2 separate regions of the Homo sapiens genome follow, and region 2 is linked to region 1. Evidence: read pairs that join two places in POLR2A ChIA-PET (ENCODE). Cell type or tissue: B cell. All regions are shown on one strand. Each heading gives the region's core, and the rest is flanking DNA. Links, peaks and the distances in the headings are about the cores only.

Evidence for each region. ChIA-PET counts read pairs that join two places held together with the same protein. Peaks named below come from ENCODE experiments on the same cell type or tissue, not always from the same donor. Only the 100,000 strongest peaks of a DNase experiment are listed, where the experiment ranks them.
Region 2: POLR2A ChIA-PET joins it to region 1 with 10 read pairs; 6 of 35 experiments call an interaction of 5 or more read pairs at or near these places.

What each region holds. Positions count from the first base shown.
Region 1 is chr2:33,541,108-33,555,518 of GRCh38, forward strand. It overlaps RASGRP3 (RAS guanyl releasing protein 3), which reads left to right. Exons shown (of 18, transcript NM_001139488.2): 13 at 2,405-2,520; 14 at 8,497-8,644. It overlaps RASGRP3-AS1 (RASGRP3 antisense RNA 1), which reads right to left. Exons shown (of 4, transcript NR_146505.1): 4 at 13,938-14,207. Among named protein-coding and RNA genes, the nearest start is that of RASGRP3-AS1, 21 kb to the right of the region's middle. In B cell, for the core only: no CTCF peak of the experiment used is centred there; no DNase peak of the experiment used is centred there; H3K27ac peaks cover 463 bases.
Region 2 is chr2:33,485,274-33,501,900 of GRCh38, forward strand. All of the region lies in intron 1 of RASGRP3 (RAS guanyl releasing protein 3), which reads left to right. Among named protein-coding and RNA genes, the nearest start is that of RASGRP3, 17 kb to the left of the region's middle. RefSeq lists enhancers at 3,327-3,376, 9,122-9,241, 10,232-10,381, 12,169-12,218, 13,219-13,478 and 1 more. In B cell, for the core only: no CTCF peak of the experiment used is centred there; DNase peaks (open chromatin) are centred at 6,618, 9,078, 9,108, 12,118 and 2 weaker places; H3K4me3 peaks cover 4,862 bases; H3K27ac peaks cover 8,000 bases.

The DNA of each region.
Region 1 (14,411 bases), core at 1,543-9,542:
TGCAGAAAGAACTTACAAATCTTTTTGAAAACCTAATTTTGCAGAGGGCAATGGGAAACTTTTTTTATTCTTCTCTGATTATAAAGGAAGATAGAATCATCAAAAATATTAAAGCATTACATAAATTATAGAAAATAAAAAGCTTTACTTTCAGGTCTTGGTAATTCTATTCTCCAAGGATAACCACTGATCATTTGTAGATTATCTAATATGACTTTATTCTCTATCTCTACATATGTATAAACACACATATACTACATACATATATACATGTGTATCTTACGCAACTTTGTTCGATTATTTCTTTAGGACAGATTCCTAGAAGTGGAATTGCTGTGTCAGAGAGTAGGCACTTAAAATTCCTGATTGTCCTCCAGAAATATTGTGGCTATTTACGTCACTAACTTGATACAAGAGTACCTGTTGTCTCATACCCTAGAAGATGATCGATTACAGTATTTTAAGATTTTATTTAATCTGAGAGGTGAAAAAAAGCTTCATTAATGTTTCTGTAATGATTAGCTGAGCTGAATAACTTTCCATGGATGTATTGACCATTTGTATTTTTATTTGGTGATTGCCTGTTTGACTTTTGTGTCTTTGCTCTCATATATGCTGCAAATAACTTGCTCTGTTTGACATTTATCTTAAAATTTGTTAATTGAGCTTTTTTGGTTCAATTTTTTTGCATTTTATTAAATAAAATATTTTTCTTTATGGCTTCTGACATTGATGTCATGCCAAGAAAGGCCTTTTTCACACAAAGATTATGAAACATGAAAAATATTTTCATCTATTTATCTTTGGTACTTTTATAGCTTTGGGTTTTTTTGCATTAAACTATATAATACACTAGTGCAGTGGCTCATGCCTATAATCCCAGCACTTTGGGAGGCTGATGCAGGAGGATGGAGTTTGATTCTAGGAGTTTGAGGCTGCAGTGAGCTATGATCATGCCACTGCACTGTAGCCTGGGCAACAGAGTGAGATCCTGTCTCTAAAAAGAAAAATAAATAAATAATATATAATACATCTAGAATTTAGTTTGGAGGTAATTTATTTTGTAAGATTATTAGTCATTTAACTCAACAGCAGTTATTGGATAATCCATAATTTATCTGTGGATTTTAAAAGATACTTTTTGATAAATTCCTATACATACATGGGTTTGTTTCAGGACTCCACTCTCTGTGGTAATTTGTATCATGTTGTTTTGATTAATGTAGCTGTGTAGAATATTTGATTTCTGAAAGGGCATGTTCCCCCTCATTACTCTTCATTTAAAATAATTTTTAGCCTGTTTTCAACATGCCCACTTTGATTTGAACTTTATAATCAATTTGTTCATTTAAAATAAATCCCTACTGGGATTTTGATTGGAATTGCATTAAATGTATGCTTTAATTTTTGAGATAACACCTTAAAACTTTATTTTCTATTGTCATGGTATTTGAATTTGTAAATTCACTAAGCCAATTTCTACTCAACCCTGAGGTTTCAGTTTAAACCTTGCTTTTCCCAGGAAACCTTTCTTAATCCACCTCCTCTTTCCCCCCCCCACCAATATCACTCTATTTTATTTATTTGTTTATTGAGACAGAGTTTTGCTATTGTTGCCCAGGCTGGAGTGCAATGGCGCCATCTTGGCTCACTGCAACCTCCTCCTCCCAGGTTCAAGCGATTCTCGTGCCTCAGCCCCCTGAGTAGCTGGGATTGCAGGCATATGCCACCATGCCCAGCTAATTTCTTATTTTATTTTATTTTTAGTAGCGATGGGGTTTCATCATGTTGGTCAGGGTGGTCTTGAATTCCTGACCTCAGGTGATCCACCTGCTTCAGCCTCCTAAAGTGCTAGGATTGCAGGCATGAGCCACCGCGCCCAGCCGAAGTTTTATTTTTAATTTTATTTAAAATTTATTTTTTAGAGATGATGCCTTACTCGTTTGCCCAGGCTACAGTGCAGCGGTGTGATCTTGGCTCATTGTAACCTCAAACTCCTGGGCTGAGCAAGTCTCCTGCCTCAGCCTCACAAGTGGCTGGGACTATAGGCATGCACCACCGTGCCCAGCTAATTAAAAATGTTTTTTTGTAGCAATGAGGTCTCTCTATATTGCTCAGGCTGGTCTCAAACTCTTGGGCTCAAGTGATCTTCCCACCTCTGCCTCCAACTCCCAAAGTGCTGGGATTACAGGTGTGAGCCACCACATCCAACCATTACTCTGTTTTTATCCTCATCAAACCACTTGTCTTGTTATATTATAAAGGCTTCTTGACTTAGTTATCTTTCACTAGATTCTAACCTCCTTGATAGAAAGGATCATATGCTAGTTATCGTTGCTTTTGCAATAACAAGTTCAGAGCCTGCCTTATAGTCATTCAATAAATACTTATCTTTCCTTTGCAGTCTGTATTTAGAAACTATGATCACGACCATGATGGGTACATTTCCCAAGAGGACTTTGAAAGTATAGCTGCCAATTTTCCCTTCTTGGATTCCTTCTGTGTTCTGGACAAAGATCAGTAAGTTTTAATTTTGTTTTATTTTAATGCAACTATCCTAAAGCAGAAAATTATTATCAGAGGAGAGAAGGGAAACTTGTAATTTGCATCTTGACAGCTTCAACCCTGGTGCTTTGATGAGCCAGGTTTAATTTGTCACTGATTATTTTCTTGGTGTGTATGAACATGACCTGAATGGAATCACAGGGAAGACCATGTTGTCAGTGTTGAACACAAGTGCACATTTGTAAATTATCCAAGCACTCCATTTGCTATATTGCTTCTATTGCTTAGCTCTCAACCTCAAAAAATCTCCACCAAAAAAGAGTAGAGGAGAAATATTGTTAGATCTAACCTGGGAGAGTCCTCAAAATTAGTGCACCTGGAAGCAATCTTAAAATTCATGAAGATTTTAAAAAAATTTTGGCCAGGCATGGTGACTCATGCCTGTAATCCCAGCACTTTGGGAGGCTGAGGCAGGCAGATCACTTGAGGCCAGGAGTTAAAGACCAGCCTGGCCAACATGGTGAAACTCTGTCTCTACTAAAAATACAAAAATTCACTGGGCATGGTGGCACAGGCCTGTAATCCCAGCTACTTGGGTGGCTGAGGCGGGAGAATTGCTTGAGCCTGGGAGGCAGAGGTTGCAGTGAGCTGAGATAGCACCATTGCACCCCAGTCTGGGTGACTGAGTGAGACTCTGTCTCAAAAAAAAAAAACTCACTTATAGTCTTCATTAAAGCAGATGATAGCTGCAGACAGCCAAGAAGCATTCATGCTTTGTTTTCTCTTTGATTGATCAAAGGTTGTCTTGATAAAGAAAAAATATATTGCTTTTTAGCGTCAAATGATTCCTAAAAATTAAATCGCTTTAGATACTAAAACCCAACTCATTAAAAGAAAATAATGATCTGAAAAAAAAAACTGCTGAGAAATCCTGGCATTAATAATTTGATTAATTGTTAATAGTACGAGATTAGTTCCTAATTTAAAAATCACCTGTAAGGAAATGCTGGATTTTGTTTTGGTAAAATGGGCAAATTAAATTACATTAAAATTCTCTAATATTTTTGCTGGTATGAGAATTCTTAAAAAACGAAATCTGGAGCCGGATGCGATACCTCACACCTGTAATGCCAGCACTGTGGGAGGCTGAGATAGTAGGATTATTTGAAGACAGGAGTTTGAGACCAGCCTGGGCAACATAGTGGGAACCTTGTCTCTAACTATTTTTTTTTAATTGAATTTAAAAAATAAAATCTGTAATTCAACACACCAAGAAAAGTCTTGACACATTAACATAACTTAAAATCTTAAATTCATCTTCATTATATACCCAGAACAAAGAATACTTTTAAAATAAATTTAATTAGAAACATTAACTTCCTTTACAAAGTAAAATTTAAATTGCCTGCTAACTACCCACTTCTTTGCTTAGTTTGTTACTATTAGTGACATGTAAATAGGACATTGACTTAAAATAACTTCCTAGTCTTCATTTCTTTTATCTGTTGGTTCTAGAGACAAAATTGAGATTGTCCTAGCAAATATTTGTGTCTATCTCTATCTCTATATCATCCTTATCTCTACTTATTGATATCTATAGAATTGTTTTCTATGAATGAAGGTTTGGACTATTCATATCTTGCTTACATGACACTAAAGTTTTGAGTGGTTAATACTGGAAAGTCTCAAAAAGATGTTTTCTCTAAGGTACTGTTTTCCAAACGATGTTCCACAGAAGTAGCTATTAATTAGTACTTTTGAAAAAGGAACTAAGTAGTCACATGTGAGAAACACAGGGTTAAATCTCATTAAATAGGTGTCTTTACTGTGTGACTTCCCAAAGCTTTTAATAGGCTGGTGTATTACGCTGTGAGTCCCTAGGAGGGGAGATGAGCTAATGCACTGTTACACAAATTTATGTACCAAATGATGTAATAAATTTGTGGGACAATGCATTCATAAATTCATTTATCATATATATAATAAAGATTGTTTTTGGCCTCTTCATTATGAAATCTGTGCCCATTCCTTTGAGTAGGCAAAGGACATGAATAGACACTTCTGTAAAGAAGACATACATGTGGACAATAAGCATATGAAAAAAAGCTCAATATCACTGATAATTAGAGAAATGCAAATCAAAACTACGATGAGATATCACCTCACACCAGTCAGAATGGCTATTATTATTATTATTATTACTTTTCTTTGAGACAGAGTCTCGTTCTTTTGCCCAAGCTGGAGTGCACTGGCACAATCTCGGCTTATTGCAACCTCTGCCTCCTGGGTTCAAGTGATTCTCATGCCTGAGCCTCCTGAGTAGCTGGTTATAGGCATGCACCACCACGCCAGGCAATTTTTTTTTTCTTTTTTTTTCAGTAGAAACGAGGTTTCATCATGTTGGCCAGGCTGTTCTTGAACTCCTGAACTCAGGTGATCCACCTGCCTTGGCCTCCCAAAGTTCTGGGATTCCAGGCGTGAGCCACCGTGCCCAGCCAAGAATGGCTATTACTAGAAAGTCTAAAAATTGGCTGGGCGCTGTGGCCCACGCCTGTAATCCCAGAACTTTGGGAGGCTGAGGTGGGTGGATCACGATGTCAGGAGATCAAGACCATCCTGGCTAACACGGTGAAACTCTGTCTCTACTAAAAATACAAAAAATTAGCCAGGCTTGGTGGCGGGCCCCTGTAGTCCCAGCTACTCGGGAGGCTGAGGCAGGAGAATGGCATGAACCCGCGAGGCGGAGCTTGCAGTGAGCCAAGATCGCACCACTGCACTCCAGCCTGGACGACAGAGCAAGACTCCGTCTCAAAAAAAAAAAAAAAAGAAAGTCAAAAAATAACAGATGCTAGTGAAGTTGCAGAGGAAAGGGAACACTTATACACTGTTGGGAGTATAATTCATTCAACCATTGTGGAAAGCAGTATGGCGATTCCTCAAGCAGCTAAAAACAGAACTACACTTCAACCCAGCAATCCCATTACTGGGTATATACCCAGAGGAATAGAAATCATTCTACAGTAAAGACACAGGCATATGAGTGTTCATTGCAGCACTATTCAAATATCAAAGTCATGTAATCAACCTAAATGCCCATCAATAACAGATTGGATAAAGAAAATGTGGTACATATACATCATGGACTATTATGCAGCCATAAAAAAGAACGAGATTGCCAGGCACGGTGGCTCATGCCTGTAATCCCAGCACTTTGGGAGGCTGAGGCAGGCGGAACACCTGAGTCGGGAGCTCGAGACCAGTCTGACCAACATGGAGAAACCCCATCTCTACTGAAAATACAAAAATTAGCCGGGCGTGGTGACACATGTCGGAGGCTGAGGCAGGAGAATCACTTGAACCCAAGAGGGAGAGGTTGTGGTGAGCCAAGATCGCACCATTGCACTCCAGCCTGGGTAACAAGAGCGAATCTCTGTCTCAGGGAAAAAAAAAAAAAAAAAAAAAGAGAGAGAGAATGAGATCATGTGTTTTGCAGGAACGCGGATGGAAGTGGAGGCTATCATCCCTAGCAAACTAACGCAGGAACAGAAAACCAAATACCACAGGTTCTCACTTCTAAGTGAGAGCTAAATGATGAGAACTCAAGAACACAAAGAAGGGAATAAGAGACGCTGGTGCCTCCTTGATGGCGGACGTTTGGAGGAGCAGAAAAAATAACTGTTAGGTGCTAGGCTGTGCCAAATTTCCCCGCAAGCTTGAGAATATAGAATCCTTTTTTTTTTTTTTTTTTTTTTTTTTTTTGCCTCCTACGCAAAATAACTTTAATAATACTTATAAAGTACAAAAATCAAAGTTATTTTGCATAGGAGGTAAGAAAGGGATCTTAAGTTCTCAAGCCTGGGGGAAAATTGTGGCACAGCAAACAGTAATAGGGAAGCCTGGGCAGGGAGTACAGGGAAGAAAGAGATGAAGTTGGACTTAGATCCGTTGATTGAGACAGAGAGTGGATCATCAGGAAGAGAGGTCTAGCAAGTTGTCAAAGATGCAGTGCAAAAATTCAGGACAACAGTCAGGGCTGGAGATGGAGATTAAGTCTTCAGCCCCACTGTAAGCTGGAGTCTCGATCTTGTGAGCAAACTCTGGTGGGAACTCTTAGAGGGAGGTGAGCTCAGGGCCTGAGGAATGAGCCTTCAGGGACTCGCCTCCTACATGCAGGCATTGAAAGGAGTCAGAGGGCCCTGCAGGTGAGCTGGAGAAGGGGGAGCTGGAGAGGAAGGAGGAGAAGCGGGGTGGCATGCAATTCCAGGGTGCCTAAGGGGAGAGCGCCAAAAGAAGGAAACATGTCTCCGTGTTACCTCCTGCCAATGAGAAAAGGCCACTGAGGATGTTCTTGGTGACAGATTTGTAGGGTTAGAAAACCAAGTGGCATAAACAGTACCTGGAGGAAATGATAAAAGAACCTAAGGGTTTCTCTTTTTGAAAACTTCGGGAGTAAAAGAAGGTAGAGAGGGCTGGGCGCGGTGGCTCACGCCTGTAATCCCAGCACTTTGGGAGGCCGAGGCGGGCGGATCACAAGGTCAGGAGATCGAGACCATCTTGGCTAACACGGTGAAACCCCGTCTCTACTAAAAATACAAAAAATTAGCTGGGCGCAGTGGCGGGCGCCTGTAGTCCCAGCTACTCGGGAGGCTGAGGCAGGAGAATGGCGTGAACCTGGGAGGCGGAGCTTGCAGTGAGCCGAGATTGTGCCACTGCAATCCGGCCTAGGCTAAAGAGCGGGACTCCGTCTCAAAAAAAAAAAAAAAAAAAAAAAGAAGGTAGAAAGAAAAGACATCTGTTGGAGATGGCAGCAGGACTGAAGAAGGGGATTTTTCAGGTAGGAAAGTCCTGAGCGTATTTGTGAACGGAGGAAGAAACAGGGGAAGAGACTGAGCATAACCTGGAAGGAGGAGAGTCCCGGGGAGGCTGGAGAGTGCTGGATGGCACAACTCTTCCTCTGAGAGAGGACTCCCAAGAGAGGACATAGGAGGTAGAAAAGAATTCTGAACTGGAAAGGAAAGGTGTGATCGCCAGCAAATGCTAATGGACAAAGAAGCAAGATAGAGCTCACCTGTGTCAAGTGGATCCAATTATTATTATTATTATTATTTTTTGAGACAAGAGTCTCACTCTGTTGCCCAGGCTGGAGTGCAGTGGTGTGATCTCGGCTCACTGCAATCTCTGCCTCCGTGACTCAGCCTCCTGAGTAGCTGGGATTATAGGCACACACCACCACGTCCAGCTAATTTTTGTGTTTTTGGTAGAGATGGGGTCTCACCATGTTGGTCAGGCTGGTCTTGAACTCCTGACCTCAAGTGATCCGCCCACCTTGGCCTCCCAAAGTGCTAGGATTACAGGCATGAGCCACCGCACCTGGCCGATTTGATCATTTTTGATAAACAAGAAGTCAGCGTATGTGGTGAGTAGGGGTAGGAAGGTGGGAAGGACCAGAGGTTTGTTCTGTGTGGAGTAGATCTGGAAGAATTGCTCCCAGCCAGTCGCAGTGAATGGGCTATGAGCCACTAAGATATGAGTGAAAATATCACCAAGGAGCCCGGACAGCATCAAGCTGAATGAATTTGAGAATGGTCAGCCCAGTTATTACAGTTCTCTGCCTTTCTCCATCATCCTAATTCTTGCAACCTTACAGCTAGGCAAGGACTAGAAAGATGTCCTTCAGGAAGCTGCTTTTCATAATAAAGACTTTCTGTGCTGCGGTGCACAGGCCACATGTGTGCTTACATGAATATGCTCCTGCACACACACACACACACGCAGGATGCACACATACACAATTTTCTGCTTACTGAAAAAGGCTTTGAACACCTGAAGATGCCTTTTGAGGTTTGCTCCTTCTCTGAGATGTAATAGAGAAGTGAATGTGCCTCAACTGCTTTTGGCCACAAAGGTTTGGGAGGTGGGTGATTAAAGTGTGGCAACTACTTAGCAACCTGTTATTTAAAGATTCCCTCCCTTCTTTGATTCTCTTAACAGGGATGGCCTAATTAGTAAAGATGAAATGATGGCTTACTTCCTGAGAGCTAAATCCCAACTACACTGTAAAATGGGACCAGGATTTATCCATAATTTTCAGGAGATGACCTATCTCAAGCCAACCTTCTGCGAACACTGTGCGGGATTTGTAAGTCTGTTTTCCGTTGTTTTCTTATGTGTGTAGTTATTTGTGTGGCATTCTGAAAAAGTAGGAAAATGATACACTAAATAAAGTTCACTGTCTGCTTTGAATCAGAAGTAAAATGTGATGGCTCCCTGAAATTGAAGATTAAACACCAAAGGCAAGGTTTAGTTATTTTCTAGGAATGCAGGGCTAGCAAAAACAGGGAAGGCTGGTGAGGGCTGTTAACTCAAGAGAGTGGTTTTGTTTATTACTCCCTGCCAGGGAAAAGTGTCAGCCCAATGAGCCCTGGCATTCATCACTAATATTCATAAGTGGTTGCAATTAAGAGGTGCATTTATCTTAGCGAGTTCCTTCCAGTTTTCATTTCATGGGGTATTAGTGACCAGAAATCCGTCATGGCATGGTTCAATAATTCACAACTCAAAAAGGAAGAAAAAATCTTTTTGGAGAGAAGCTGGTTATAATAATAAATAACATTTACTCAATGCTTGACGGTAACAAAGTACTTCCATAGACATTATGGTAACTAATCCTCATAGCAAGCCCTTGAAGTGGGTATTTTACTTTCACCATCTTGCTTATGAAGATAGAGGTTCAAAGAGGATAACCCAGGTTCCCGAGGATTGCACAGCTAATCATTACCAGAGCTTGGACTCCGACACAGGTGTACTGACTGTCAGCCCTGTGCTTCACCTACACCACTGCAACAAATTAAGACTGCATGCTTCCTTCCCCCACCTTTGATAATTCTTTGGGAACCAAGGTCAGTTTTTGATCCTGGCCTTAACAGAAACTCCTGGGCCCTGAATGTCTCCAGTTGATAATCCAAGTTAAATAAAATGGGAAATGTGGTATTCCAGGTGAGGGAGGCCCAGCACCCAGAGGAGTATGACAATCGCCCCTTTTTCTAGATGCCAGAGCTCAGTCGTGTTAGCTTTATTTGGCAGCCATGTCCTCCTGTTGACTCGTTGACCCATATTGAATTTGTTGCCGATATTATACGCTACCAGAAATTACATTTTTCCCATCCCATGCTCAAAGAACTGGCTTTCAGGAGCCCAATGCAGGAGTCTGTGTTCAAGCACACACTCCTCTGAGAATGGGTAAATAAGAGGCAGCCGTTTCCTCAAAGACGGCCCCAGGTGGTCATAGCAGCTGATGTGACACAGGGGAAAGCCAGTCTAACTAGCTCTCTTTATTCACTGCAGAGAAGGTGAAGTTCTTCTTTAGTATCTCCACTGGGATTGCATGACCAGACCATTTTATCATAAAACAAATGGTTGGCCAGGCGCGGTGGCTCATGTGTGTAATCCCAGAAATTTGGAAGGCCAAGGCAAGCAGATCACCTGAGGTCAGAAGTTTGAGACCAACCTGGCCAACATGGTGAAAACCCGTCTCTACCAAAAATACAAAAATTAGCAGGGCATGGTGGCAGGTGCCTGTAATCCTAGCTTCTCAGGAGGCTGAGGCAGGAGAATCATTTGAACCTGGGAGGCAGAGGTTGCACTGGGCCAAGATCATGCCACTGCACTCCAGCCTGGGTGACAGAGCGAGACTCAGTCTCAAAACAAAACAAAATGGTCTCCTTTTTCATGTTTCTCTATTCTGATGGAAATTTTTGGAAATACCTAGACCTGAAAATTCTGATGTGGGATGGGGCCGTGCATAACACGCTCCTACAGAGTGGGACCCAGTAAACAAAAGGTCAGGCTGCTGGGCCATGGTATGGCTCAGCCAAAAGTCAGGATGATGCATCTGTCTTTTGGTGGGCTGTGAGAGTCAGAAGACCCTTATCAAATCTCAAGGTCCCGGGTGCTGTGGCATGGACCTGTAGTCCCAGGTACTCAGGAGGCTGAGGCAGGGGTATAGCTTGAGCCCAAGAGTTCAACTCCAGCCTGGGCAATATAAAGAGACACCTGCCACTGCCATCGCTAAATATAATAATAACAATAATAAAAAACTCGGCCAGGCACGGTGGCTCACGCCTATAATCCCAGCACTTTGGGAGGCCAAGGCGGGTGGATCATGAGCTCAGGAGATCGAGACCATCCTGGCTAACACGGTGAAACCCCGTCTCTACTAAAAATACAAAAAATTAGCAGGGTGTGGTGGTGGGCGCCTGCAGTCCCAGCTACTCAGGAGGCTGAGGCAGGAGAATGGCGTGAACCCGGGAGGCGGAGCTTGCAGCGAGCCAAGATGGCACCACTGCACTCCAGCCTGGGCGACAGAGCAAGACTCCATCTCAAAAACAAACAAACAAACAAACAAACAAACAAACAGAGAAACAAACTCAAGATCTTATCTCCGCTCTCTAGTCCTTCTGTCCTGCCCCTCCCTTTTACAGAGGCCCTGATTCTGTAGGAGCAGCAAGGTAGACTTTCTTGGAAGTTCCACACCTGTCTCCCTGACTCATTGGAGCAGACCTGCTGGTGCTACATTCTTGATGCAGCTGTGATGAAGTAGAAAGCTCTGGACCTGGAGTCTGGAACCCTGGGTTAAAGTTTTGCCCTTGCTAACTCTATGTCCTTGACCAAGTTATTCACCATCTTTGGGTCTATTTCTATCTGTAAAAGGGAGTTAATACTTACCCACCATGTTGTTGCATGATAAAATACTATTAGACACGTTGCACGTCACATGGCTCGGAGTACACATTTTTTATGTATTCCTTGATACTTTGAGAGTTTAATTGAAATTAACTCATTTAAAATTTTTACAGCTGTTTTTGTTTTTAAAATATATTTAATTTTATTGGTACGATTTGATTTGATCTTTACTGACACTCATGTCAAAAAGCCCATTGGTTTTCAAAGGAATTTATAACTATAGCTCTATAGATGTGTCATTGAAAGGAATTGTGGGAGAATGGTTCCAGTGCCGGAACCATCTGCTTTTAAAATAAATTCCATTTTAAGTTTAAGGAAGACAAACAGACTTGCTCTGCAGAAGATTTACTTTAGAATTAGAATTCCAGAACTGAAAGAGTGTTAGTAATTCCCTTATTTTGTAGATGAAGAAACTGAGGTCTGGAGAAGTTAAGTGACTTCCCCCAAGGTCACACAGATCATTAGCAGCAAAACCATGAGTCACACCCAGGTCTCCTGACTCTCAGTCCAGTGTGCCTTACACCACAATTACTCCAAATATGACAGCAGCCGGTGGTCTCAAATCAAAGGACTGTGGGAAATACTCCTGCATACCCATCCACATGAGTTCATCCTCTACTGTTCTTGGCAGGCACACTGACCCAGTGCCTCTTCCTAGCTACTGTTTGTTCCTGGCTATTAAGTAAGCATTAGCAAACCTACCTCCCCACCCCCACCCCCAGCACCCTTGCTTGACTGTATCTTTTTCAGCAGTTCCTGCAGCAATGCTAATAATGTAACATATCTGGATATTAGGATGTCTCTTCTTAAATCTTATCCTTTCTTGTCCCACCTCAGTGCCTTTGCTCACACAACAGTATGCAGGGGCAATGGCTTCCTGTCTTTCCCTCAAGTGACACATTCTTCTTTCCCTCACTAGCTATGAGACCTTGCCAAGGGACTTTACCTCTCTGTAGGTCAGTCTCCTCATCTGTAAAAATGAGAAAAATATTATTACCTACACCATAAGGACATCATGAGCAATTAAATAAGCTAATATGTATAAAGAGCCTAACTGTGCCTTTCACATAGCAAGAGTTCAAGAAATGTTAACTATCATCATTATTATTGCTATTATCATTACCAAGGGCTCCAGAGAAAGAATTTCCAGGTTGTGGGAGATTGCAAATTATCTAACTTCCTGGATCATCACATTCACCTTTTACAAAAGAGAAGCAAACTAGATTATCATAAAGATCAAGCTGTGATGATCCTGGCCACCACTGCCCTTTTCTGGATCATGCCCCTCTCTCTTCCAGCCATCCTTGCTTCTACTTAGTTGTCAGATAATCCTTCCTGTCCCTAAGACAAAATACTGCTCTGTCCTAGGAGACATTTGCATTTTATTTATTTATTATTATTATTTTTTCTTTGAGATAGAATCTCTCTCTGTCGCCTGCAGTGGCGCGATCTTGGCTCACTGCAACCTCTACCTCCTGGGTTCAAGTGATTCTCCTGCCTCAGTCTCCTGAATAGCTGGGACTATAGGCACACACCACCATGCCCAGCTAATTTTTGTATTTTTAGTAGTGACGGGGTTTCACCATGTTGGCCAGGATGGTCTTGATCTCTTGAGCTCATGATCCGCCCGCCTCGGCCTCCGAAAGTGCTGGGATTACAGGCGTGAGCCACCGCGCCCGGCTGACATTTGCATTTTAATATGTATTCTGAAGGACCAAATAGCTGTTAAGGCTCAAAGGAATCCTTGAGTTTTCTACTTGTGGAAGTTCCTTGTCAAAAAGAAGTAAGGAGCAGTCTTTGTATACTCTTGAGTCACTTCACATTGGCTGTGACTTACTCTTCTGGAAGAGCGGGCCATGCTGCCCACATGTGGGGGCATTGTTCACTTATAATACATTGTGAACATTGTGAACGGCACCCCCATCAGTCCCAGTGGGCCCTGCTTTTTCAACATTATTTTATTAAGTAGATAATAGCCACCTAACCCAAACACAAAGAGGTTAGCAATAGTTCTTCTCCAACTTGAGCTAAGCCCATTTAATTACCCATACTGTATGCCTCTGGTGAATCTGTCACCCCATGCAAGAGGTGTGGGGAGGCACAGAAGGGCATGGCAAGGCCCTCTTCTTTTTTTTTGAGATGGACTCTTGCTCTGTTGCCCAGGCTGGAGTGCAGTGGTGCGGTCTCAGCTCACTGCAAGCTCCGCCTCCTGAGTTCATGCCATTCTCCTGCCTCAGCCTCCCAAGTAGCTGGGACCACAGGCGCCCACCATCATGACCAGCTAATTTTTTTGTATTTTTAGTAGAGACGGGGTTTCACCATATTAGCCAGGATGGTCTCGATCTCCTGACCTCGTGATCTGCTCTTCTCGGCCTCCAAAAGTGCTGGGATTACAGGTGTGAGCCACCGCGCCTGGCCAGGCCCTCTTCTTTATGGTGTTTAGAAGGAGTCTGTCTGGAGAGCGAAGACACCACCACCAGGATGTCCCTGAACCCCCTGGGCAAACGCTCCCTCGTGGAACTGCAGGCCCTCACATCTCCCCTCAGGGATTTGTCACTTCCTACTTGTTAACCACGAGGATGTCACAGACTCCTTGCTTGGCAGAATCTGAGCTTTTTCGACATCTCCTACAACCCTGGCACAGGCCAAACATAGAGCAAATGTGGAGAATGAAGACATGAATAACTAAGATCATTTCCTCTTCTGTATTTTTCCACGGGACAAATACTACTCAGAAAATAGCCTAGCAAAATCCAAATGCTTTCACATGAGGTGCGCTTCTTCCATTGCTTCATTTCCTGTAGTGGGCGCTAAGAGCAGCTAGTGTCATTAAAAAGAGAGAGCCAGGGGCTCCCAAAGACCAAGTGGCCATCTCCTCTGTACATTTTGCTGAGAGCGCATCAGGCCAAAGTCTGGTGCATCAAACTTTAGTAGTTTCCCATCCCGGCTCCCAGTTGGCTCTGAGAAAGAAAAGGGAAAGGAAACTCATGTTATCACCACAGCTGGAAGGGGCCGGGAGAGGGTTCTTCTATCTGGCAGGAAGGGTGTTAAAAGTGGCTACATCCTGTTTGTGCCTGGCCAGTCCTGAAGCTTCCCAGGACTTCCTTTTCAGTGGCCTTGTTTTCCTTCCAGATCTATCCTCAGATTCCCTGACATTCCTTTGT
Region 2 (16,627 bases), core at 5,003-13,002, 52 kb before region 1:
GACATTATGTCATTGTCATGCCTAATACATACCCATTTCTATTAGAAGGATGCTGTAGGACAAAGAAATATCCCTGGACTCTGGATTTGTGATTGCACCCTGCAGTCTTCTTTTAGCTTCTACCCAGAACACACTCAGTTTTTATTATTGAGGTGTTCTCTCAACTGTGCTGCCCTGCATCTTTGGCAGGGTGCTACTGCAGAGCTAAGCCTTTGGCAACACCCAAAAATCATTATGCTATCTCAGATGGTGACAGGTATGAAAAAGATCTTGACTGTTGGACTAGCTGATTAACTAGCAGTGACAGTTTGCTTTAAAATATATTTGGTTTTTATAAGAAGTGACATAATATTGGCACCAAGAGGGACAATCATATTCATTCCCATGAAATGTTTCTTGGGGCCATGATTACAGATAGATAAAAGGGCCAAGCAGACCTTGAAGCAGAACCAGTGTAAAATATCTCGTGCTATTTTAATTCTTTATGTTTTTAGAAGGAATATTGCTTTCAACCTCTCTTTGGAATTTGCGGGAACTTTGGTTGACTTAAGCCAATGATGGTGGATTTATTATGTAAGAATTGAAGGTTTGTCTTTTTCAGCTACAAAGATGGCTGAGACATGTGTCATGCATAAAATTCTGCAACTATTTGGAACACCATCTCACATCTAACTTGTGGAAGAGAGGCTAATATATTTGGAAAATTGTTTTGAGCTTTAATCGCCAGTTTTAGAAATTTTTCTCAACCAAAACTTCAGGAAGTACAGTCTAGTAGAATACAGGATTTCCATGTAGGTAACAAAAGTAAGGGACAACATCCAGAACATATTTTCATACAAGATGATTCACTTGGTATTTCTTTTCTTTTCTTTTCTTTCTTTCTTTTATTTATTTTTTTTTTTTTTGAGAGAGAGAGAGTCTCACTCTGTCACCTAGTCTGGGGTATAGTGGCACAATCTTGGCTCACTGCTACCTCTGTCTCCTAGTTCAAGCGATTCTCCTGCCTCAGCCTCCTGAGTAACTGGGATTACAGGTGCCCACCACCAAACCCAGCTAATTTTTGTATTTTGTTTTAGTAGAGATGGGGTTTTGCCATATTGGCCAGGCTGGTCTTGAACTCCTGACCTCAAGTGATCTGCCCACCTCGGCCTCCCAAAGTGTTGGGATTACAGCTGTGAGCCACTGCTCCTGGCCTCACTTGGTATTTCTAAACATATGCTTTGTGCTGCTTATTGCACAAACATGAAGAATATAGAATTTATCCCATAGGATTTTACTGTTTAGTTAAATAGACCAATATTTTTAAAAGGTTACAATAATCATCTTACAATACATAAATGTATATTCTGTAAAAGAGAATGTTTCCAAAATATTCTGTGGGAATTCAGAGAAAGGAGATAACTAACTATATCAGGATGAACCAGGGATGATTCCCTTGGGTTGGTGACATTTAAGCTGGGTATAAAAGGATAAAAAGTCATTGTTCAAGAAGAAAAAGACTATATTTGAAACAGTGCATTCCAGGACTAATGTGTAACTTGATAGAGCTGAATCATAGATTACATGTTGGAAGAGGGACGGGAGAAAAGGAGCAAAGATAAGGTGGTTCTGGGTGGTTAACAGTAGTGTTTGCCCTTCTGAAGCATGTCGGTATTTTTGAGAACCGATTTATATATGGCAAATTTCAACCATATATAAAAATAGACAAAATAAATGATAATTAACCCCCATTTATTATCTAACTTTAACAATTTTCAATTCATGGTCATTCTTATTTAATTTATATATCCCTACCGATGTTCTCCCCTTCCCATATTAGCTTTGAAGTAAATCCCAGATATTTCATCATTCCATCCGTAAATATTTTAGTATGTGTTTCTAAAAGATAAGTTCTCTTAAAAAGTTCACAACGTCATTCAGACATGCAAAATAATTAATAATAATTCTTAACTATTATTGTAGTTTGTCAAGTAGAGGGATGACATGAATACATTTGCATTCTGGAAAAAAATTTCTGAAGGCAATAAGGACGACAGATCAGAGAAAGAAAAATACCAAATACCAAAAGAAGACTTCAAAGATAGGTTTGAACAAAGACAATGATAATAGAGAGGGTGGAAGAATTTTCAAAATGTTTAAAAGGTAAAGTTGATAGTTCTTGAGATTAATTGTATTTGGGTGTGCAGGAAAGGAGGGAGTTAAAGAAGTTTTGGAGGTTTTAATTTGAATAATCAGCATATGAATATGCCATTAACCTATATAGGGAAAGGATTCCTTGAAAAGCAGTTAGCCTGGTTCAGCATTATACAGAGACTACAGGAAACAAATCAAAAAATATCTTCCTATTACCCTCAAACAAAAGTTTGAGATTTCCACCTGTAGTCCTAGCTACTTGGAAGGCTGAGGCAGGAGGATTGCTGGAGTCCAGAAGTTTGAAGCCAGTTTGGGCAACATAGTGAGACCTCATCTCCAGAAAACAACAAAACTTTGAGACTCAGAGCATTTGGAATAATTCTGATTGCTGCACCTTAAGAAAGCCATTAATGCCAGCCATGGTGGCTCATGCTTGTAATTCTAGCGCTTTGAGAGGCTGAAGCAGGAGGATCACTTGAGCTCGGGAATTCTGAGACCAGCCTGGGCAACATAGTTGCAGACAGCAGTACACTTCATTCCTAAACATTTCATCACGTATATATGTATATTACCAACTAGAGTTAGTTATTGCAGAATTTATATTTCACACAAGAGAGATTAAACTTATACATTTATTTTCTCAATGGGAAAAGCCGTGATTCAAGAAAGATTAACACAATTCATGGCTGATTCTTACTCGATTATTTATGAAAGCAAGAAACTGAGAACCTCTTGATTTTCAAAAGTTGTTGCCATACAGAGCAGCCACATCCTACTACAAAACAGCCTTTGAGTAACTATCAAGTATTGTCCTGGCAAAGCACGTTTCTCTCAATAAGTGTTAATTGAATTTGAATGTAAAGAAACTGACACCTAGAAATGCAAGCTTTTTGCCAGTAACTGACAGAGCTGGTACTAGAACAAATTACTTCTAATAGTTTCTCACTGAGCATCACTCCTTACCTCTAACAACTCTGAATAGTAATAATGGAACACAGAAGATGCTTTATTAGTAAAAAGGTAATGCTTTCTATATCAAGTCATTGTGAGATTGCTCAAGGCTCAATGGGACCAAGTAGCTGGGCCGTAGGAAAGGAGGTAAAATGCTCTCACAAAAAAAGAACTCTCCATACACAATGGAAAAAAAATGCCTGTGTTCATATTTATCCTCTGACTTCCTCCAGAAGAGGATTAAAGCAGCTGATGACAAAAAGCAAAAATAAAACACAACTGAAAATGATTAACACAGGAATAAAACAAGGGCCAAAATCCACCAGTTAGTCAGGCGGGGAATACATTTGGACCTAGAAAGCTTTAAAATGTTCTCAATTATGTCAAATTCTGACATGTTAAATCTTGCTGATTGGTTCAAGAATTAAAAATCAAGTTGAGATGATGTCTAAAAGACATGTTCATTCAAATGTTTTTTGTTGATGAAGATATCGAGTATTCATTTGGAAACTGAAAAACTCAGTCAAATAGCCAGGCATTTGCCTACACAAGAAACAGACATTCTGATACTAGAAAAGATTTTAGGGGTTTGACCGATTTTTTTTTTTTCTGGTTTCCATTTTGATGTTATGGCATCAGTCTATATCAGTGGTTCTCAACTGAGAGTGATTTTGCCTTCCGAAGGACATTTGGCAATGTCTGGGGACATTTTTGGTAGTCTCTACTGGGAGTGGCAGTGGAGTATTACTGGCATCTAGTTAGTAGAGACCAACGATGCTGCTAAACATCCCAAAATGCTCACGACAGCCCTGCATGACAATCAATTATCCAACCAAATATGTCAATAGTACCAAGGTTGAGAAATCCTGATCTATGTGAAACAATTAAAAATCTCACGCAAACATGCCTTCAAAGACACTTTAGATGAGTTACATGCAACATTTTTGCTTGTCTGCTGCTGAGCAGTAAGTGATGATGGCCTAATACACTTGCAGAAATACTGCTGCATCGGCGTCAGGGTGGAGATGAGATGTCAAATGGCCAGTCCTTCAGAATGAAAAGCCAAGTTGAATGGTTCACAACACAGGCTGACAGCACTCTTTGGTGTCCAAAAGATCAAATGTTGGCAGGCAAGGATACTGATATTTAGTCAGCAGAAAATATTCAAAGCAATGAGGGACACATTGTTGTTTCTTTTGTGGGTTTTATTTTTATTTTTTATTTTTTTGGCAAGATCTGGCTCTATTGCCCAGGCTGGAGTGCAGTGGTGGAATCTCAGCTCACTGTGACCTCTCTGCCTCCCAAGTTGCTGGGACTATAGGCAGGCACCACCACACCCAACTAATTTTTGTATCATTTGTAGAGAAGGGGGTTTCACCATGTTGGCCAGACTGGTCTTGAACTTGTGAGCTCAAGCACTCCTCCTGCCTCAGCCTCCCCATGTGCTGGGATTACAGGTGTGAGCCACTGCTCCCAGTTGACAGATTGTTGATGAGGACAGAACAAGGGATCTTTAGGTCATAAGTCATGGGACAGTTGATCCTGGGACTTGGGAAGTTCATTTCTCTGTTTCTGGCTTTTTTCATCTTCAAAAACTCAGGAAAAGAGAACTGAGGGCATCAGAGCAGGCTGATTTGATACACTCTTGCTGCCAACCTGATGACTGTATATCTCTATGATTTATGTGATTCTTTCTCATGTTCCCTTTACTAATTATAACTATTATCCATGTTTGTAACCATGTTCTTCTTCCTTCTTTCATATTATAACTGGAACCCATTCTCTTCCCTTTGGTTATCTTCTCTTCCTTCTGAGTTTTCAGCTTCCTCTACTATGTTCTCCTCATCAGTGCATCGGTCTGCTTCAGTAACTCTCATCTTTTAAAAATATCCTTTGCTTGCCACAACCTCTGCCAACTTCTCTTCACTGCAATTCTAAACAAACTTGTTGAGCTCATATTCTACACACGTTTTCTTTGTTTCTTTACCTCTCATTTACTCTTGCACTCACACCAAACTAGCCTCTGCCCACAGTTCTGTAAAACTACCTTTGTCAAGGTCACCAGTGACCTCCTTGTGTTAAATTCTAAAAAAGCAGATCATTTCTCTTTCTCCTCTTATTTAACTTTGCAGTAGCATTCAACATGATTGACAGCTTCAGCTTCCATTCTATCCCTGGCCTCATGGCACAGCGTGCTTTTAAGTTTTCCTTCTCTTTCTCTGACAGGAGCTCCTCAAGATGCTTTGCTGCTCCTCCTCCCCTCTCTGACCTCTAGATGTTGGAAAGCCCAAGGCTTAAGAGTGGGTCCTCTTGTCCTTCCTCTTTATACTTTCTTCCAGAGCGATCTGAGCCATTGCCATGGCGCTAAATGCTGCTTACCTGGTGATAAATCCCAATTGTAAATTGCATCTCAGATCTTTCCCTGGAGCTCCAAATTGTATATGTAACTGCAACTCAAGATCCACACATAGAGTTTCTCATCTGGCCTGTTTAGTTCACTGCCGGATACCCAGGCCCTGGCATAATGTCTGGAAGGTAGAGACGTATTTGTTGAGCCAGTAAAGAATGATTTGGATACTGGGCCTAAAACAGATACATTTTTTTCTGTGACAAGGTAAGAGTTAGCTGCTTTTGTTGTCAGAGTTACACTTTTATTAGATTAAAAGATAACATTTAGAGCAGGCACGGTGGTTCATGCCTGTAATCCCAGCACTTTGGGAGGCCGAGGCAGGCGGATTGCTTGAGGCCGGGAGTTTGAGACCAGCCTGGCCAACATAGGGAAACCTCGTCTCTACTAAAAATACAAAAATTAGCTGGTGTGGTGGTGCATTGCCTATTGTCCCAGCTATTTGGGGGGCTGAGGCAGGAGACTCACTTGAACCTGGGAGGCAGAGGTTGCAGTGAGCCGAGATCGTGCCACTACACTCCAGCCTGGGGCAACAGAGTGAGACTGTGTCTCAAAAAAATTAAAAATAAAAAAAGTAAAACTTAATTGTCACCCAGAAAAAAAAAAGAAACAAGATACTGTTTAATAACTGCTTACTGGTTGATGGATAGATTGATTAATCAATTGGAAATGTATTAATACTTAATCTTTTTGTATTCCAACTTATTTATTTATAACATAGAAATAATGCTATTATTTGCCAAATCATTTTAAAGGACAAAGGTAATTGCTTTTTAATATCCTGTGGAGAAAGACATTAACTACATACAAAATTGCACACAAGATGGTGTAGAGATTGCATGTATTATCAGTTTCCTTAGTCTGGAGACTGCATTGCGTTTGCATCTGAACTCTTGTGGTTTGTGAGCCAACAAAATATCATCAGTCCTCATTGTTATAAGTTTTATTTGAAAGCTACCATTGGATAGTGTTTTTGTGATGTGGCTAGAATTATATAATTGTCTATGCAGCCTCGCAGCCATCTCTCAGCTGCCCTGCACTGAGAGGTGCCAGGTGAGGCTGGTGGACAGCACAGCACAGCAGCCCGTGGCTGAGGCTTAGGCTAGGGCACAATGGACTTTCTGGCATCTGGCCAAGGTGCTGAAGGGTAACGGGGGTGAACAAAGTGGAGTAGGAAGCAACTTCATGGGCAGGAGTCAGGAGTAGTAGTTCTAGACCTGGACAGGATCATAGGTACTTCTGCAAAAGAGAAAACCTGTTTTCAGAATTGAATGTTCAGCCTGAGGTTGCTCATGGAATCTTGGGAGGAGATGAAAATTTCAGTATCTTAAATTTTTGTGACTCCAAACAACTGATGGTGAGAATCAGGAGGTGAAGTTATTTTTCCTCTCCTTTTGCATTGGGCAAGTCCATTTGCTTTAAGGTAATAAAAAATGACATCGAGTGGTAGAAACTCAGGAATTTTGATTTCCCTTTGTCTTCTTCAGAAATCCTCTGGGGCAATTGACCTTTGTGTGTTTGAGTAAAGGTTATGAAACTTTTATTACAGACCTGCTTCGAGCCCCCAAGGAAGGCTATGGGCCTTTATCCTAGAAAGAAGCCCATGGACACAAATACACAAAATTCTGTGTGTGATTTCAGGATTGTATAGATCTCCAGTCCTTGGTTGAGAGCCTAGATGTGGACTGAATTTTGTACCCCCCAGCATCCATATGTTGAAGCTCTAACCCCCAATATGACTGTGTTTGAAGATAGAGCCTATAAGGAGGTAATTACGGTTAAACAAGGTCACAAGAGTGGGGCTGTAATTTCTGATAGGGCTGGTGTCCTTATAAGAGGAAGGGACACCAGGCTTCTCTTTCTGTGCCATGTGAGAACACAGGAAGAAGGTGGCCATCTGCAAGCCAGAAAGAGAGTCCTCACAGGGACTTCTCAGCCTCCAGAGCTGTGAGAAATAAATTTCTGTTATTTAAGCCATCCAGTCTGTGGTGTTTTGTTATACCAGCTTGTTAAGACAGGCCTCTACCCTGGAAGCTGCCCTGGCCCGTAATGTAGCTGTGCTCATGCTTACCGATCCATGGAGGCATCAGGATGGGGAGGGGAACATTCTAGTGAGCAAATGTTCTGGGGACATGTATGGGAGCCTTGGTGCACCGAAGTAGGTCAGCCAGTAGTACCACGCCTGGCTCGCTCTGCCCAGGCTTCATGAGTCTGCAGTGACAGGGTGAAGTATAAAGGTCATCCAGAAGAATGATGTGCCATCATGCTGAGTGTGTACCTCTTCTTTAGGTGTTCATTTCACTGGGCAGGTTGTCTACCAGAACCAAGGGGCCTCTTTGAATTTTCTTTCAAGCTATTAATAAGAGGCATGCATCCTCCTAGACACAATCATCCATTTAGTAAAATAGGTAAGTATCTCCCCATGGCTAAAATTGGAGCTACCTGAGCCCTAAACAACTGACAATGTGGGAAGCATTTGCTCCAGACGAATCCACTTATCCCATCCCTATCCTTCTTGAGAAAGCTGCCATTGTCTGATGTGGGTAGAATCTGGGGACAACAACAGTGAGAGGTGCGGTATGCAGACTAGCTGGTCCAACACCTGGGAGAGCAGGGGCAGAGTCCCTAGTGGTGCTGTCAGAGTGAGTCTGGACTGGGCAGAGGAGTACTTGAAAGTCTTTTCTGGAAGAGTTAAAAAGAGAAGCCAAGGTTTGAGTGGCTAAAAGAAACCAGCAAAATCTGTGGGATTCAATGTGACAGGAGTAAATGAACAGTGTCAGGACCCAAGTGTTGGAGCCAGAGAACCAATGGTTTGTGCCAAGACCCATTTAGAGTTCCCAGCTCCACCTTCTCAAGCTTACCTCCACCAAGTCACCTTCACCCATCTCACAGACATCCAGACCTGCTTGAGATGCCCGGCACCCAACAGCCAGGGATTAGAGCTTTTTATTGAAATCCCTGCTATCATTTTAGACCAAGTTCCTGAATGAATAAAAAAAAAAATCTTTTGACAAGGAGAGATGATCAGATTGAAATAATCTTTACAAAATTAAAAAAAATAGGTGCCCTCAAAATCAGACCAGTGAGAAGAAATTCCATGACTGGTGATAGCATATAGCTGTTTCATTTCTCCGTATCAAAATGGCCAAAGGGTGGCTTCGTGTCAGAAGACCCAGATGTTTTTAAAGCAAATGCATTAGTTCAAAATCAGCCTACTGCCTCATATACTTTTTATGTCTTAGAGACCCCAGTATGAGTCTGGATTCTATAGAAGCTCACTATGATGGAATATTTTCCTTTCTTTTACTAACTCACTATTTACAACTTAGGCAAATCACCTTATCATTTTGGCCTTGGGGCTCTCCTTTATAGAATGAGGTAGTTAAACTGGCAACTAAGTAAAAAAATCCCCTTGAAAAGTGGACATATTCTGTGTCGCCTACTAGCACAACCTCTTTCTCTGTTGGAGCTACGGTTTTCTCTGAGTAGACTAAAAACACTATCAGAAGACGTGAATGACCAAGATGATGAAACCAGGTGCTTAGAGACCAAGGCTCGCAGCTGCACTGATCAGTAAATAACGCTTCCCTGGTTTCTGGTTTTCCTTTTTAGAGTAATAAACAACAACAAAAGTAGAGTACCGGTTCAACTTGTGTAGTCACTAATTATACAAGTGACTCATTCTAAGGGCTAGAAATTATCCTACAGGAAATTATCCCAAAGGGTCTACCGTGATGAATATCTGTGATTTCCTTGAGTCTGACATGGAAAAGTAAGCTGTGACTCGTAGTCAACAAATCCAAACCAACCTAGAGAGGAAGTGGGAGAGAGTGAAACTATATACTCACTATAGTGTGTGGAATCTGAAAATGTTTGCCTCTAAGCACGAATAGGTACATATTTTTTTCTCAGGTAGCCCAACGTACATTCTAGTTTCTCTAAATCTTTACAAAGTAAAGTATTGAGGGGGCATTGGCACCCAGTCCCATGCTCTTTAGAAATCATTAATGACTATTTTGCTGATTTTGAGAACTTTTTCTATTAATATAAAAGAATAAACCAGAAATCTGAGGAAACTCTAAAACTTGAAGGCAATCTAGACATTTAGAGGATATTACAAGTGGAAATAAATACTAATGTCTTAGACTAACCAAGCTTGACAAATGCTGCAGAAATCTCCAAATTTACTTTCTTGTTCAGGCAAGAGGTGAAATTTGTCTTGCAATTTGAAATTACGTTTAGAGTAAACATGTGTCAGAAGGCTTAAGTAAGCATAGTAACTGTCTTGTCATTCTTCCTTGTCCACTCCACAAACAGTAACATTCCAAAGATCTGCACTTTGAAAGATCCTCCTTAGCTTTTGCATCTGTGGTGTCAGTAGGTAGCCCAGTGAGTCTGAGGTAGGGCTTGTAAGTGCAGATGTCTACAGCAGCAATCCCTAACACTTTTGGCACAAGGGACAGATTTCGTGGAAGACTGTTTTTCCACAGACAGGGCAGGGGCTGGGGGTTGGGAAGATGGTTTGGGGATGAAACTGTTCCACCTCAGATCATCAGGCAGTAATTCGATTTTCATAAGGAGCATATAACTTAGATTCATTGTTTGTGTAGTTCACAATAGGGTTTGTGGTCCTGTGAGAATCTAACGCCGCAGCTCATCTGACAGGAGGGAGAGCTCAGGCAGTAATGTTCCCTCACCCGCATTCACCTCCTGCCGGGCAGCTTGGTTCCTAACAGGCCATGGACCAGGCCATGGCCCAGGGGTTGGGGACCCCTGGTTTACAGGACCAGGAAGATATTATAATGATGTAATGAGTGAAATGAATTAGGAATAAGAAAAATTCTGGACGAGGCATGGTGCCTCATGCTTGTAATCCCAGCACTCTGGGAGGCTGAGGCAGAAGGACTGCTTGAGCCCAGGAATCTGAGACCAGTCAGGGAAACATAATGAGACTTCATCTCTTAAAATAAAAAAAGAACAATTCTTTCTCCGTTTGGAACAAGTGATAGTTCACTTTCCTCTTAAATCTACTGAAAGAGAAAAGGCACATAGTGGGATGGTAAATGGTAATGTCACTTGGTCTCAACTTGGGGAGACAGCCGAAGGTAGGAGGGACTTTGGGGAACTGGGAGTCAGTCAGTTGCTGCTCAGCTCCATCCAAATGTTGCCTCATGGGGATGCAGCCCTAAAATGAGCAGAACCAATTTTTCCACAAGAATCTAGAAAACTGGATTTTTAAAGTAAAGGTTCAGATTTGTACATTTGCACAATTAATTCAAAATTTTTGAAACTTTGTAAGAGCCAATCCTGTATGGCCCTAACAAAAAATATACATCTAGGGGCTAAATCTGTTTATAACCTGTAGTTGCTGAGTGAGGTAGAACTTATTAGCTTGCACCATCTTCGATTTGGAGAAAGGACAAAGATTCATGGTTCATTATTTGTATGTCTTTAAATAGGCTTTATCAGATAAAGAGAAAAAAGTTTAAAAAGCAAGGCATTTGAGGACAAGATTTATAGTGTGTGGACAGGAACTCTGCTCTTGCATTTCATTCCTATAACATCAGAGCCAGAGTTCTTGGGTTAATACAGAATGCGTGATTTTATTTTAGGATCCACAGCACAATGAAGTAAGATATTGCTGATGTCAGGCTTATGGCATCTATAGTCATCTTGCTGTGAATATGGTCCTTAATAAAGAATTCATTAGAATGTTTCAGATAGGGCCTATGTTACAACAAAGATATGGAGATCTGGATATATCTAGATGACATGAGGAATTTTCTAGTTGTCAAAAAATAAATGTTTGGGCTGGGCACAGTGGCTCACACCTGTAATCCCAGCACTTTGGGAGGCTGAGGTGGGTGGATCACTTGAGGTTAGGAGTTCAAGACCAGCCTGGGCAACATAGTGAAATCCTGTCTCTACCAAAAAATACAAAAATTAGCAAGGTGTGGCGGCGCATGCCTGTAGTCCCAACTACTCAGAAGGCTGAGATGGGAGAATCACTTGAATCCAGGAGGCAGAGGTTGCAGTGAGCCAAGATTGCACCACTTCACTCCAGCCTGGGTGACAGAGTGAGAACTTATCTTAAAAAGAAAACAAAACAAACCAACAAAAAAAACAAACCCCTACTCCCATCACATTGCTTTAGATGCATGAAAGCAATACGTTTTGGGTCTTGAGTATTTCTTGACATTTCAAGTGTAAATACAGCTTTAGATACTTCAGCATTTTTTTCCTACTCATTGATTAATGGTAGCTTTTTTTCTTTTTCTCCCAATTCAAGTACGTAGTAATAAGTTAATGTGAGATTTGTACATTTTAATTTGTATTTTTCTGTTTTAATAATATAATAAAATATTTTGTGTTGCATTTAGTAGTAAAGAAGTATCTTTTTACCTAAATGCTTGGTGAATACTTTCAAGTTTTGTATGATTAATAGTTAAAGGGTGCTAAGATAAATAAATATATACATGCTCTGTTTCCTGAACTGGAGATTAGAAACAAAGTTTGAAAAGAAGCCAGTAGACATGAGATATTGTGGTGAGATAAAGATTGGCAAGGGTCTAAAACTGTGAACTTGCAGACTTGTGAAATCCCCACAAATTACCACAGAAGCTGATGAGGTTCTCTTTTTAATTTTAGTCCCAGCTTGGTTTCAGTTACTATTTCAACTCTTCAGCATCCTTATTATGACTAGTAGATCTGTTAGCAAAACTGCTGGTGGAAAAGTTTTTGTGTAATATCCACTCCCCCAAATTGTTTTAGGGACATTAATCACCTGACATGCATTTATTTTCATTCTACAGAAGAATAAATGCAATGTCCAGACTTGGATCCCATTCAAGATTCATTGGTCTATTACTGACATTTCTAAATGTATCTACTGAAATCTCCTGCTCTTTAACCTCTTTGCAGGAAGATATGTGTCTTTGTATTCCCTTGAGTACTTTCGGTATGTGTTTAATAAATACTTCTTAAAAATTAGATTGTAAATTGATCAATAAAGATATCATTGAATGGTTTGGGTGGTATGCCCAGAGACAGCTAGTTTTAATCTACCAAAATAATGAATAATACAGAGTAAGAAGCATATTATAGAATTTTCATTTAAGAAAATATGGACTAAGTCATAGAAGAAATGGGATTTAAACTAGTTCTCATTTCATGATACAGATTTCTGGCCTACACTGCCTTTTTCCCCTCCCTTTCTCCAGCCCTTCTTTCCTTTCTCCAGCCCTTCTTTCCTTTCTCCCTTCTCTCTTTCTTTCCTTTCTTTGCAAAATGGGTATATGTAGGTAAAATGTATGTGGCTTATGAATTTGAGAGGAGTGACAGAAATAGGAATCATTGCATCCCTCAGTAGAGGGCACTTTTTGGTCCCTTACCAAGAAAATAATAACAGCAGCTAACACTCATTGAGGGCATACTATGTGGCAGTTAATAAGCACTTTACCTGTTATTAACTTACTTAGTTCTCATAACAACCCTACAACACAGACATTATTATTATTCTATCATACAGTTAAAGATACAGACACACAGTAAATTAAATAACTTACCCCCAAACCACACAGTTAGAAAGTTCAAGAGTTGAATTTGATCCCAGTGGTCTGGCTCTAGAGTCCATGCTCTTTACCATTACATTGTACTTAGAAAAGAACTCAGTAAAGAACGAGTAAAATGTGTAAGGCCAGCAAGGAAGGACTGTGTTGGGTTATGTCACATGGGCTTTCACAGAAGCTTTCATTATGATGTTCAGAACATGATAGTCCCTCTCTCCCCTTCAAAATGGTTTTGAGTGAAAGAATGAACAAATATATACTTTAATCCCAACTTGAAGACCTCACCATCCTCTGAGCATTCCTGATTTTCCATGCCTCCCTGCCTTCTTCAGTGCCATTTTCTCTGTGTGCAGCATTCTCCTTCTTCTCTCTGCCCAGTGCATCCCTGCTTGTGCGGCTAGGCACAGCTCGGTTCTATGAGTCACCTTGTTTTTACCTCTCTCACAACACTTTCGTAATGCCCCTGATCATAACTTCTGTCCATGTGTGCCCCCTCTCTAGATCCTCAAGCCTCCGAGATCACAATCTGTGCCTGACATATGCTTGTACCTCCACCATGGTGTTAATCATAGTGTCTGGCACAGAAATAAGTGTTTATTCAACAGACAAGAAAGTGACTGGAGAAGTATTCACTGTAATTTTATCCTCTTTAACAATCTGTAATACTAAAAATTGGGAAGCATATCTTGAAATTCCACTATGAGCCTGTTAATATAAAAGAAATAAATGTATTCAATAATCAAAAGAGAAACATCAAGACAAGAATAAGGTTAGACTCATCCCCAACCCCCTCCCATTTCTGACCTCTGTTCCTCTCCTAAGATTCACCCCATCCCTGGTCCTAGCCCAATCCTGGACAGTGAGTCCCTCCCTAAGGTGAACCACCTGTCTCCCTGGCTTTGTCCAGACACCTAATCCTCACTCTATACAGTGATTGAAACCCCAGTTTTTGGCCAGGTGCGGTGGCTTAATCTCAGCACTTTGGGAGACCGAGGTGGGTGGATCGCCTGAGCTCAGGAGTTCGAGACCAGCCTGGGCAACATGGTGAAACCCCCATATCTACCAAAAATACAAAAATTAGCTGGGTGTGGTGGTGCGCACATGTGGTCCCAGCTACTCGAAAGGTGAGGTGGGAGAATTGCCTGAACCCAGGAGGTGGAGGTTGCAGTGTGCCAAGATCACGCCACTGCACTCCAGCCTGGGCAACGGAGTGAGACCCGCATCTCAAAACAAAACAAAACCAAAACCAGTTTTTGGTATCTCAATGCACAATGTTAATTAAGTAGCAAAATCTCGGCATTTAAAAAATCTGAAATATTTACATAAATGATTTGACCCAAATCACTTGTAAGGGTCAACTGATTTGGATCAAATCACCTGTGTCTTGAGCTATACTCAGAGAATTACATGCCCCATTAAAATATCAAATCCAAAAAAAAAAAGAGAGGATAAGATTAGAGAAGAAAATTAAAGAAGAAACCAATTTGAAGTGTACAGACCATGTCAAAAGAATATGATGGCAGAGAAAAGTAGTCATATAAAGATATCAGGCACACTTCTGGGCTAGGGGATAGAAAAAATACAGTTTTGTTCTTAAGCCATTGGAGAGACCGACAGAACCATTCAGTAACATAAATTTTACAAAGCTAAAGGAAGTCAGTACACTGAGTGCCAAAATCCACCTGGAAGGGTGAGGAAGGAAGAGGAGAATTCTGGAAAAGGGAGTAGGGGATTGCCAAGCGTAAGTATTGGGAGAGGAGAGACATTCAAAAAAATAAAGAAACAATGTGTGCAAAGCATGGGGTCTGTGAAACCAGAGTTCCCTTTCACAGCAGTATCACATGTGCTGGAGTAAAGAGAGGAAAAAGGAGGGAGGGAATGCAGGGGGCAGGCTTTGTATGCCATGGAAAGGACTTTCTATTTATGTAAGACCACAGGGAACTGTGGAAGAATTTTGGAGACAGGAGTTCCGCAATCAATCTGATAATTTGGAAAGATTGATTTGGGCCCAGGAGAGAGGGGAGATAAACAGGAACTGAGAACCAATATAGAAGTCTGAGAAGTGAGCCATTGCGGTGGGCCAGGGGATACGGGATGACAGCTTGAACCCAGGAGAGGCGGTGGAGATGAAGGGCAGTGGGCGAGGAGAAGAAACAACTGGGAAGTAGGTGATCAGACTTGGGCATGAGGGATGGCAAAAGAGAGTGCTAGGAAATCTAGGGTGAGTCCCAAGTTTCTGGCATGGAATACTGGGAGGCAGGTTGAGCCATAGACCAAGGAAGGAAATATGGGAGATATAGCAGGTTAAAAAAATGAGAAGGAGGTGGGTGCGGTGGCCCACGCCTGTAATCCCAGCACTTTGGGAGGCCGAGGCAGGCGGATCACAAGGTCAGGAGTTTGAGACCAGCCTGGCCAACATGGTGAAACCCCATCTCTAATAAAAATACAAAAAGTAGCCGGACATGGTGGCGCGCACCTGTAATCCCAGCTACTCAGGTGGCTGAGGCAGGAGAATCGCTTGAACCTGGGAGGCGGAGGTTGCAGTGAGCCAAGATCGCACCACTGCACTCCAGCCTGGCAACGGAGCAAGACTCCGTCTCAAAAAAATAAATAAATAAAATAAAGTGCACAGTTCAATGGTATTTAGTGTATTCACAAGGTTCTTCAACAACTAGCACTATCAAATTGGACAGCAATTTTATCACTCCAAAAAGAAACGGTGAACCCACTGCAGTCAATTCCCATTCCTGCCTTCCCTCAGTGCCTGGCAACCACTAATCTCCTTTCTGTCGCTATAGATTTGCCTATTCTACATATTTTCTATAAATGGAGTTGCACAATATGTGGCCTTCTATGTCTGGCCTCTTTCACTTAGTATAACATTTTCAAGGTTTATCTATATTGCAGCATGTATCAGTACCTTGTTCCTTTTTATCATTAAATAATATTCCATTGTATGGAGATATACTTCATTTTGTTTATCCATTTGTCGATTGATAGACATTTGGGTTGTTTTCACTTTGGGGAAATTATGAATAATACTGCTATGAACATTTTTCAATTCTCTTGGGTATGTACCTAGGAATGAATTTGCTAGATCATATGATAACTCTATGTTTAAGTTTTTGAGGAGCTACCTAACTCATTTCCAAAGTGACTGTACCATTTTACATTTCCACTAGCGATGGATGAGGGTGAGATACGAAAACTCACCCAAATGTTAAGTAAAACTTGTCCAAAGTCACATGCTAGTAAGTAGAAGAGCTAGGTTGCAATCCCAAGTCCACCTGTCTCCAAACCCTACTCCCTTCCTCTGCAGTTTGCGTGTAGCTTGTCTCTGTTTGGTTTGGAGTCATCAACGTAGAGGTGGTAGCTGAAGCCACTTCTGTGGATGAGTTCAGCATGGAGACATGAGAACCGTTGGCAGTTTAGAGGCCAGCAGTAGGAAAGGAGTCTGCAGATGAGACGATGAGGTATGACCAGAGGCAGAAAAACCAGGGAAGAGATGTTGCCAGGAAAACCAACCAAAAGGAGAATTTAAGGGAGGGTGTGGTCAAGAAGTACTACA